2 separate regions of the Mus musculus genome follow, and region 1 is linked to region 2. The links are chromatin contacts, found by Hi-C or POLR2A ChIA-PET in ENCODE. All regions are on one chromosome and are shown on one strand. Each heading gives the region's core, a stretch centred on a gene start or an enhancer-like site at or near the end of the contact. The rest is flanking DNA. Distances are from core to core; before and after follow the strand shown. Region 1 overlaps Sik3 (SIK family kinase 3). Region 2 overlaps Sik3 (SIK family kinase 3).

Region 1 (4,773 bases), core at 1,814-4,313, 39 kb after region 2:
CTCTCAGTTCTCAACACATGGAGAAAATAGCCAGATTCCTTGCTAGGATATCATAAAATGGCCTTTAGCCCAGTTTCTAATCTAGTTCTCATTCTCCTCTGAAACTCGGGAGCCAGGCCTTCACTATCTTCTGTTTGTCGTGGTAATTTGGTCATCCCAACTCCCACCAGAACGGCCCATGAAGCCTGTTTACAGCATGCTTGGGCTTGATACATGCCTGTCTTACTATGTCTTTATAATCTGGAAGCCCTTCTTTCCCCACTTGCCACATCATTTTTGTTTGTTCCTTTTCCTTTGTAGTCTCTTGCTTAAGAAGCTGGGCTGTTGGGCTAGAGAGATGGCTCAGTGGTTAAGAGCACCAACTACTCTTTCAGAGGTTCTAAGTTCAATTCTCAGCAACCACATGGTGATGGCTCACAACCATGTGCAATGGGATCTGATGCCCTCTTCTGGTGTGTCTGAAGACAGCTAGAGTGTACTTATATAAATAAAATAAATAAATAAATGTTAAAGAAAAAAGCTGGACTGTCTTGTAAGATGTGTAAGTACTAAATTTGGCTGTTCATGTCTCTCATCATGAAACATGTCCTCTTAGCTCTCGCACTTTCTCGTAAAGTGCCAGTTGTGGTTACAGTTTGCTTAAATGTAGGTGGAATTCCCTGGTGGAGAGGCAGGATTCTGCACACCTCTTCCATTGGTTCACTTCAAGTTTTGGATAGTGACTGGTTTCCACTTTAGTGATGTTCAGATAACCTGCAGGTTTAGCTGTGTCCCTGTAATCCCTTTCTGACCTTAGCCAGTTTTTGAAGCTGCTCCTCTCACATGGTCACCTAGAGACATGGTTCCATGCTAAAATACAAAGTGACGCCTGGTCCAAATAGCACGTCCTTCTAGTCCTGACACTGCCGAGGCTGGGATGGGATCATCAGAGTCTGTGTCTAGACAAGGTTCCATGGCAAGCTTGATTCAGGTCAGCTTGGGTTACACAGGAAGACCATGTCTCAGAGCAAAGTTCACCCCAAATGTTGCAAACTGGTAGTTTTCTAATTCTTTCATGCTTTCTACATTTATCAGTTTTAAAGAACTTTGCTTTAAAAAAACTAGAGATTGTAGCAAGGTCAGATTTCAAGCAAGTTGGTACCCTAATAGTGTCCAGTGGGACCCACTTGAGTTGTTTGTTTCTTTTCTGTGAGTCCATGGACTGGAATGTGGCTGGTGTGCTTTAGTCCACTGAGGTTTTCTTCTTCTTCTCCATCACCATCTTCTCCCTTTCTCTCTCCTCTCTATCACTGAGCTGCCTCCCTGTCCTGTGTCATTATTCTCTCACTACTCAAATTATTCCACTTCGGAACCACATCCAGTTGACTTCTCAATAACTCCTTTGCCTTTGAACAAGATTCTAGACCTTCCTTGAACATTCTCTGTCTTAGATTTAGAGTTAAACAGTCCCTATCTAAAGGAGAGAACACTAGGAGAGGGATAAGTCCTACCTCGGTAAGCAGTCATATTTATTTAATGTTAAATTAACATTATTCATTTAACATTGCTTTTCTGTTCCTCCTACACAAACGGAAGCACACCGCATGATATTTTTTTCTACGTGTAGGAACTCAAGAATAGAAGCATCATTCAGACTAGCCAACCTGTGCTGATACACTGGGACAGTATGAGAGGCATCTGTTTCTACTGCAGGAAACCACAATTAACATTTTATTAAAAGACTTTTGGGATAGGAGGAGGTGCCTTATCACAAGCAAACAGGCCTTTGGATTTAGAGATACGGAGCCCTGTGAAAATCAGTCATGCTTCATGTAATCATGTAAATGGGCTAGGTATCAAAAGTATTTAAAAAGAACAGAAAATGCCCTTAGTTTACAAAACCTGCTTAGTGGCAAAGTGAGTTTAAAAAAATATATGGTCAGAACTCTGTTGGTGGGTGGGTCCTGCATCCACATTTGTACTGGTTGCATTTCCCATGCCACTGTTCTCTGAACAACATACACATGTCAAGTACTTCACATGTGCCAGCTAGTGCACAAGTACAAGAAGCAGTGATGAATACAGAAGACACAAATCCCTGTTGACACTTGTTAGTAGGAGAGACAAACAACACACAAACTACATAGATGTGTAATTAGTCAGAAGATGATAAAGTGTGAAAAGTCTGGGGCCAGAGGAGCAGTGGAGAGTTGGCTCAGTTGTTAACAGCCCCTGCCGCTCTTGAAGGGGGACCAGAGTTCAATTCTTAGCATCCACGTGGTTTCTCACTACCTTCTGTGACTCTAGTTCTAGAGGCTCTGACTCCCTCTTCTGGCTTCTGTGGTCACCAGGCACACACGTGATACACAGAGAAGCATGCCAGTATAACACCCACACTAAGATAAAATCAAAGGGCAGTCAAGGGAGGACTCGGAGAAGGCTGTAATGCGATCAAAGTTCACATGTTGCTGGGAGAAAGTCAGGAGAGAACAGCGGTCCTAAGGCAAGAGCACTGTATCTGTTAGAACATGACAGAGTAGTAGGGAGAACTTTGGGGTAGTAGAATATCTCTGTATCTTTTGGAGCCAGGAGTTAAGTAAGACAGGCTTACTTGTGTGCACATGTGCAGACATTCTCACCAAGGAGTAACTCCCCAGGAAGAAAAACTGGCAGTAATTCTGCATCCTGATTACAGTGAGAAGGTTGTGTATCTGCATGTGTGCTAAAACGACACGGATACATATCACACCCATATCAGATTCTGGGCCTTGCTTCTCTTCTCTAATTGTGTAAGACTTAGCCATTGAGGAAGGTACTGGGGACCTGTTTGTATTCTCTTCCCAGTGACTTGTGACTGTTTAGAGAACAGATGCAGAAAGCCTTGGGCAGAATTGGAGATAATACTTAGGCATGTTATCAAGAGATCTTGAAATCTGGTGGCTGTTCACCCCAATTGGTGATGCTAGACAGGGTGGAAACCAGCGTGAGAAGTTGCTGGCTTCTGGGAATTTTGGGGGGTGGAGCTCATAGATTGCGTTGCTGTGTTGGATTGTGAGTCTGGGAGAAGAAATGTACAACACGGACCACTGGCAAGCTAGACAGACTGTAAAAAGAACCCCTAGCACGCCCAGAAGCCCTCTGTGTGTTTCTGCCAGGAAACAGAGCACCAAGCCTGCTTCCTCTACCCTGCGGCACCCTGACCTTCACGTCTGAGGACAATAGGAGAGCAAAGTGAGCACTCTCATTAACCTGCTTGCGGGCAGCTTGAGTTATTTTGGCCTCACCCTGGCTCTTTTGGAAAGAAGCATTTGCTTGATAAACAGGAAGTTGTTTCCAGGGCTGTAGGAAGAACAAATGATAGAACCAAGTAGCACTCTAAAGGGTTGCTGGCTCTGGTTAGTTTGGAAGGGCAGACATGGTTTCAGGCCACCACACAAGACCAGCAGAGGTGAGGCTGCGCTCACCTTCCATCTCAGGAAACAGTTTTGCCCATTGCTTGACCTGCCGTGGTTTCCATCAGCTCTGAAGAAGGAGACAGTCTGCACAGAGTGGAAAAGTGACTTATTTTAAGAAATGTTAGCTCCCTTCCTCTGTTCTATTAGTGGCATACCTCTAAGACGCCAGTGAGGCTGCTGGTCTAGGCAAGCAAAAACTGGCCTGTGTGTTTTATTCTTTGAAAGGTTCGAACTTGAATATCCACAGCATATCCCACCTCCACTTGGTGCCCCAGTAGACTGGGACAGAGTGAGAGTGAATTCTGAGGCAGGTCTGTGTGCTAGTGCTGTAGTGTTTTTGAACTGCAGACTCCATTCATTATTCTGTCACCCTCAGAGGGTATGTGAGCCTCAGAGTGCCACTGATGTTTGAAAGACTTCATGGGCGAGCACCTGAGGACCCATGGCAAGTGACCTGCCATGACTGGTAAGTGGGAAGAGATCCTCTGCCCCACTTTTGATAAGACCTCAAAAGGGAAGGAAATGCATTTCTGTTTTAGCTGGCTGGAGCCATGTTACAGTAAAGAACACTTAAATCAGCACCACATTTCAACAATAAGCTGCCAGTTAGTGCTGGGAAAGGTCGGCATGGCAGACTTTACATAGCAGGTGTCTCCTTGATGTCTGCTGAGGGAAGGAAGGGCAAGAATCAGAAGCTGATCAGAAGCCAAGGTCTGGGTACAGTTGAGACTCTATCAGGGCTGGCATTGGTAGCCAAGACACAGGAGAGCTAGCTCACCAAATGGCCTGGAGGAAGTTACTTCTAGCTGGAATCCTGCTGAAGTCCAGACTGCTTTTCTTTGACTGTTTCACTGTGTGAAAGTGCCCCACTGTAGATTCAGATCCTCTGACTGTGTAAGTGTAGGCTGGCTACTGTTCTGGGTTTCTCCCTCAGAGGTTAAATATCCCATCTGGACTTGAATATTTGCTTCCTGCCCACTGAGTCTGTAGGAACATAAAGCAACCATTTGTCAGCAGACCACTGAAAGGCAGGTTTCTACAGGGAATGAAACTGCAGGCCATTGGTTTCCTGGCACACCCACCTGATATTAGACTGAGAGCAAACTAATGGGTGGGGGGAGCCCAGTGCATGAAAATAAAAGCTGAGGCTAAGGTGTGAATGCACATGAGCCCAGAAGACAGAGCTGGAGGAGAGGAGCACAGAGCCCAGCGAGGAGCAGCAGAGTCAAGTGCTGGACTTGGGGAAGCCTGATGTGCCGCAGCTGCTTAAGTGACAGCCACAGCTACACCCACAGTTACAGCAGTAGTGTGTGGATGTTTGTAGTCGCAGTTCTGGGTG
Region 2 (5,088 bases), core at 2,445-4,944:
TTATAAAAAGAACGATTTTTATATTGTTAAACATGTTATCGTTCCTGTTTAAATTCTTAGCAGGCAAAGGCTGCCTATAGAAAATAATACACAAAACTCATGTGCAGATTCTGTGTTTATGCTGTCAGAGATCAAGCCTGGATTTGTGATTTGCCCACAGCCACTCTGATTTCCATGTGTGTCCTGCAGTTTAGAAGGAGCAGTTGTTGGCAGTCAGTGTGCCCTGGGTTCCTTTGTTGGTCGTGACAATTGGTCTTCTTGTTGTGTCTTCCAGGTTGAGGGATCGCAGTGTGCTCCTCAAAAGCATTTCAGGTTTTCCAACTAATGATTTTTCCTCCTATTCTGCACTGTTTGATTTCTTAGGCAACGTGGCCTCCCCCGGCGTCTGCTGACGTCTGTCCAGCCCCTCTCCCACTCCATCTCCACCTTTCTTGAACATTGTTCCTCCTTCTACTATTGCTTTAGAATTAACCAAAGGAACAGACATGTTTTCTTAAATGCCTGCTTCTGTCTGCCCCATGGAAGTACAGGACAGAAGAGACACCACTTTCAGTCTAAGAAACCGTCTTTATGTAGGTCAGTTTTAATAGAGCTTTAATCATAAAGAGTTTATATTCTCTCCCCCTGTCTCCCTCTTCCCCTCTCCCCTTCCCTCCCTTTCTCACCAAATTTCCCTCCCTTCTCCCTACTCCTCCCTCTTCCCTGTCTTCAGCTCCTTTCTCTCCTCTATCCCCTGCTTCCCTACCACCACGCCGCAGGTTTCTCGTGTGACCTATGCTGGCCTTAAGCTCAGATCTGTAGCTGAACTCTGATCCTCCTGCTTCTGCCTCTCGGGTGCTAAGATTACAGGCCTGAACCACAGCTGGCTTCTGGGTTCTTCCCTTTTCCAAGTTAAAACGTGTAGACAATGTGGAACAAAGTCAATCTGAAATTATATTAATCTATCTATCTATTCATTCATCCACCTACACACCCATCCATCCATCCATCCATCCATCCATCCATCCATCCATCCATCCGGTTACTCAAGAATTATACTGACATTTCTTTTTAAAAATTATGTCAAGCCAGCCTGACACCCAGAGTCTGATTCCTGGAACCCACATGATGGAAGGAGAGGACCAATATGTCTTCCGACCTCCATACTTTCTCTGTGGCACAAGCTTACACACACACACACACACACACACACACACACACACAGTAAATAGACAAGTGTTTTTGAGATTCATTGTGTCTATGGAAGCATTTCTAATATCAAGGGAAAGGGGTGCCAAGCAAAACTGTGCTCATTTCTGGAAGGCCCCACCATAGGCTCCTTCAGTAAATTCCCCAGCTGGTGGGGTATTTGGGAAAGGTGGTTAGACCAGGAGTGCCTTTGGAGAGTGAGGTCCCTGGGCCTCTTCTGTTCACAATGAGATGAAGAGCCTCCTCTGTCTGCCCTGTGCTACCCAAACACCATGTCAAGCAGCTGGAAGCTTCTTCCCTTATAGCATCCTCTCAGTCATTTTCGTCACAGCCAGACAGAAATAATAATCCAGTCCCTATTGGACTTCTTGTCTCCTTCCGCATCACTCTTGTCTCGGCTCCTATCCTAGCCTGAGATGGCCATTTCTGCTACCTAATGCATAACCTTTACATTTTTATTGTTACTTAGCATTAGACATATATGTCTGTTATTTGTATATTGTTGACAATTGAAAGAGGGTCTAGCTTTGTTACCCAGAATGGCCTCAGACTCATAATCCTCCTGCCTTGGTCCCTTGAGTGCTAGCATTATAGATGTGTAACAGGAAGCCTAGCCTTTCCTCATTTTTATAATGTTCCCTCCTTCCCCGACTTTTGAAAGTTTCTGGCTATTCTGAGTATTTTCTTTTTAAAATTACCATCGCCATATTACCATCTAAATGAATGGTTGAGTGTTGAGATCTTCCTGATGTTTTGTGTGAGGTGGATCTCATGGTTTCCTCTGAGCTGGGTTTGGCGTGTGCCTTTGCTGCTCTCATCTCGTGGTTTATATCATCCTTCAAGCAATGGTGCCTGCATTGAGAAAGTTATTTCCAAGAAACTTTCTGGTTTGAATATTTCCTGGCTCTGTGTTGAGTTAATATTTTTAATGCATTCTCTAGGTTTAGTGAGAATTGTCCCCCCTAAGCTATAGAGAGTTCTATGAATGTATTGGAACATCTGTTGATACGTTGATCCATCACTATATAGCGATTCTTTGACATCTTCAGTTACAGAATGGATTCTTAATTAACATTTTAATAATTTACTCAGAACTCCAGATTCTTGCTTGGGTTGAGATGGTTACAGGATCTGCTCCCTGCAGTTTAGTTTGTTGCTATGCTAGTTTGATTGCATATTTTCTCTCCTAAAAATAGATGGTCTCTATCCAGACCAAAGTTTTTATAAATATTTGCATGTCTAGCAAGGTTTTTCCTACAACAGTGATTTTGTTTGGTGAGCATCGTTTTTAGAGGCTCCTTGTCAGTGTTTACTCTCCTGCAGACCTCTGCCCTAGTAAGGATGCAGTGTGCTGGTGTCTTACTCCATCTGCAGTGTGGTGCTGTTGGAGGAGTCTCTTTTTGTCGACTTCTGCTGGGAGCATCAGGCAGATGCTCTGCTGGTTATCTTTGACAAGCTCAATCATAACCCTAACTATAACCTCCACAATGGGCTGCTGCTTATAAAGACATAGGACACGTACATAGGAGTGTGTGTGAACAAATCCAACTGGATAAGTTGGGTGCCTGGGAAGATGGAAGCTAGCATAGGAAAAGGGTCTGCTTGTGTAGACGGGGACTTAAGTCAGCTGTCTCCTTCCCCCATGTGGGTTCCAGGGAATGAACTCTAGTTGCAAGACTCGGTGGCAGACATTTTTCCCCGTTTGAGCTGTCTTGTTGGCCCTATCTTAACCATGTTTAAGTATAATATTTCAAAATGTAATGCACATTAACCCTGTGCAATCAATGTCTAGAAGTTTTCTCATCTTGTAAAACAAACTGTCCTCCCATCTAATATTCTGCCCTCCCCTCCTGCCACTGTCACCTGCTGTTTTATTTGTTTCTGTGGATTTTAAGTGGCAATCAAAAATAATTGTCTTGTCATCTATCAGTCAGGTTTTTTTTTTTTGAGAAATTTTTGTCTTTATTGAAGGTACATGGATTTTTGAGCTTGATGAGGAGAGAAATCCAGTTCAAACCAGTAACCACACCATGTGGTTGCATGTCACCTGCCCAACACGGAAGCAACTGTCTTCCTCTGTAATGAACTTGGGAAATTGCTGTTCCATTCGAGGAGCATAGCAGTAGCTAGTGACAATAGCTTGTGACTAATTCTTACAGGGTACTTATTACACCCACTTCTCAGATTATAAAGGGACAAGATGAATCTTAATATGTGCATGCACGCTAGTGCCGCGCACACATACAGGCAGGAAAGTGGACAGAATTCTTGGTGTAGAGTTTTCAGTTTTAGGTACATAGCTGGGTCATCTTTGAAAGTTAGAGGCCTAAGGTTGGCTAGATGGCTCAGAGGATGTAAAGAGCTGGCATTGTAGCAGCTGAGGCAGGAGATTGCCATGAGTTCCAAGCCAGTCAGAGCTAGTCAGAAAGACCTTATCTCAAATAAATCAAAAAAGAAAACAGAAGTGACAAGCCTCGGAATTTCCAAGAAACGGTAGGGATCGAGGCGGGGGTGTGTGTAATTATGATGGTGACGTGTTGGCAGTGGGAGCAGTAGGTTCAGCCCTGTGACTGTGTGACTGTGCGCTAAGGCTGAGTTGAGCTCCACAGCAGTCTTAGGGAAGAATTAAACAGGGAGGAAACAGCCCTCATAGTTGGGATTCCAGTTTCATTTCTCTTAGCTCAAGTCTTGGTCCCTTTTCTCTTCCTGCCCAATGAGTGCCCCTGAGACTGCCTAGCTCACCATTACAGAGGGAGAATTTACGATGTATTTTTAAAAATGACAAGAAGAGGGGAGAGTGGACAGATGAAACTATATATATCTAAAATGTTTTTCTTTTAAATGAACTCTTCCCTCTGGTCGGGATGACTGGCGGCTCCAGGAGGGGGAGGTGGCTGTTCCCACTAGTAAGTTCTTCAGTTTCTGTTGAGAGGACTTGTGTTTTGACCAGGACTGTGTAATAATCTATGTATATATAAACAGTGCCTGCAGTTTACTACTGACCTAAATAAATGTGAACTTGAGAAAAACGGGTTCTTAGTACCATGAATTTAGGCGTAGTTTTGGGATTTTGTGGCATATGTGAAGAAATGTTTGTGTAGCAGATGGAGTTACAGTGAGCACTGACCAACATCCTTATGTCCTGATAGACATCAGGCATCTTGTTGATTTACAACTTAACCCCAACTGAGATCTATTAGTTTCTAGGCTGTGATTGGCTTGTCTGAATGCCAGTTTACCTATGAGGGAGCTGTGTTACTGCTTGTGGGTTAGGGTCAGGTTATCTGAACTACACAGTAGGCTGTGGCTGCCTCTTCTGGCCTTAACCCTTTAAAGTTGGCAGTGGCCTACTAAGTTGAATGTCCCATAGACTTTTTGCTTTTTCTTTTCTTTTTTTCCTCCCTGTCTACTCTCTTTTCTCCTCTTTTATTATTGTTTTTTGTTTGTTTGTTTGTTTTTTGTTTTTAATTTTGTTGGCTTGAAACAGGGTCTCACTATGCAGCTCTGGCTTGGACTGGAATTTACTGTGTAGTCTAGGATGACCCCTAAGTGATTGTATAGCTAAGGATGACCTTGAACATAGGACCCTCTTGCCTATACTCCCAGGTGCTGGAATTAGAGTTGTGCACCACCTTCTCTGAGTTGTCTATCATTTTGTTTTTAGTATAAAGAAAATAAACACAGGGCTGGAGGGATGGCTCCAAGGTTAAGAGCTCTGGCTGTTTTTCAGAGGCAGCTCACAACCTTCTCTTTTGTTACTCTAGTTCCAGGGGACCTGATGCTCTCTTCTGACCATGCCTACATGTGCAGTACAGACGTGTGCAGACACAACACCCATACACATAAAATAGGAAAATAATTATTAGGTATAACTTGAAATACAGTACAGATGAGTCTCAT

The links. A loop is a pair of places that touch in the nucleus more often than their neighbours do. ChIA-PET counts read pairs that join two places held with the same protein, here RNA polymerase II (POLR2A).
Region 1: a loop to region 2 is called in a map of heart, with 1.8 times the contacts of the local background. The contact joins two enhancer-like sites. A Hi-C loop is called at or near these places in 2 of 37 maps with a recorded cell type or tissue (both heart). POLR2A ChIA-PET finds 5 or more read pairs at or near these places in 1 of 5 experiments (embryonic stem cell).

Annotation. Positions count from the first base shown.
Region 1 is chr9:46,147,173-46,151,945 of GRCm38, forward strand. All of the region lies in intron 3 of Sik3 (SIK family kinase 3), which reads left to right. Among named protein-coding and RNA genes, the nearest start is that of Gm46110, 70 kb to the left of the region's middle. Within about 2 kb of position 3,064, at least 1 of the 3 ENCODE cell types and tissues checked has a DNase peak (open chromatin) inside an H3K27ac peak, as active enhancers do; it is heart, where a contact is called at or near this core.
Region 2 is chr9:46,107,082-46,112,169 of GRCm38, forward strand. All of the region lies in intron 1 of Sik3 (SIK family kinase 3), which reads left to right. Among named protein-coding and RNA genes, the nearest start is that of Gm46110, 30 kb to the left of the region's middle. Within about 2 kb of position 3,695, at least 1 of the 3 ENCODE cell types and tissues checked has a DNase peak (open chromatin) inside an H3K27ac peak, as active enhancers do; it is heart, where a contact is called at or near this core.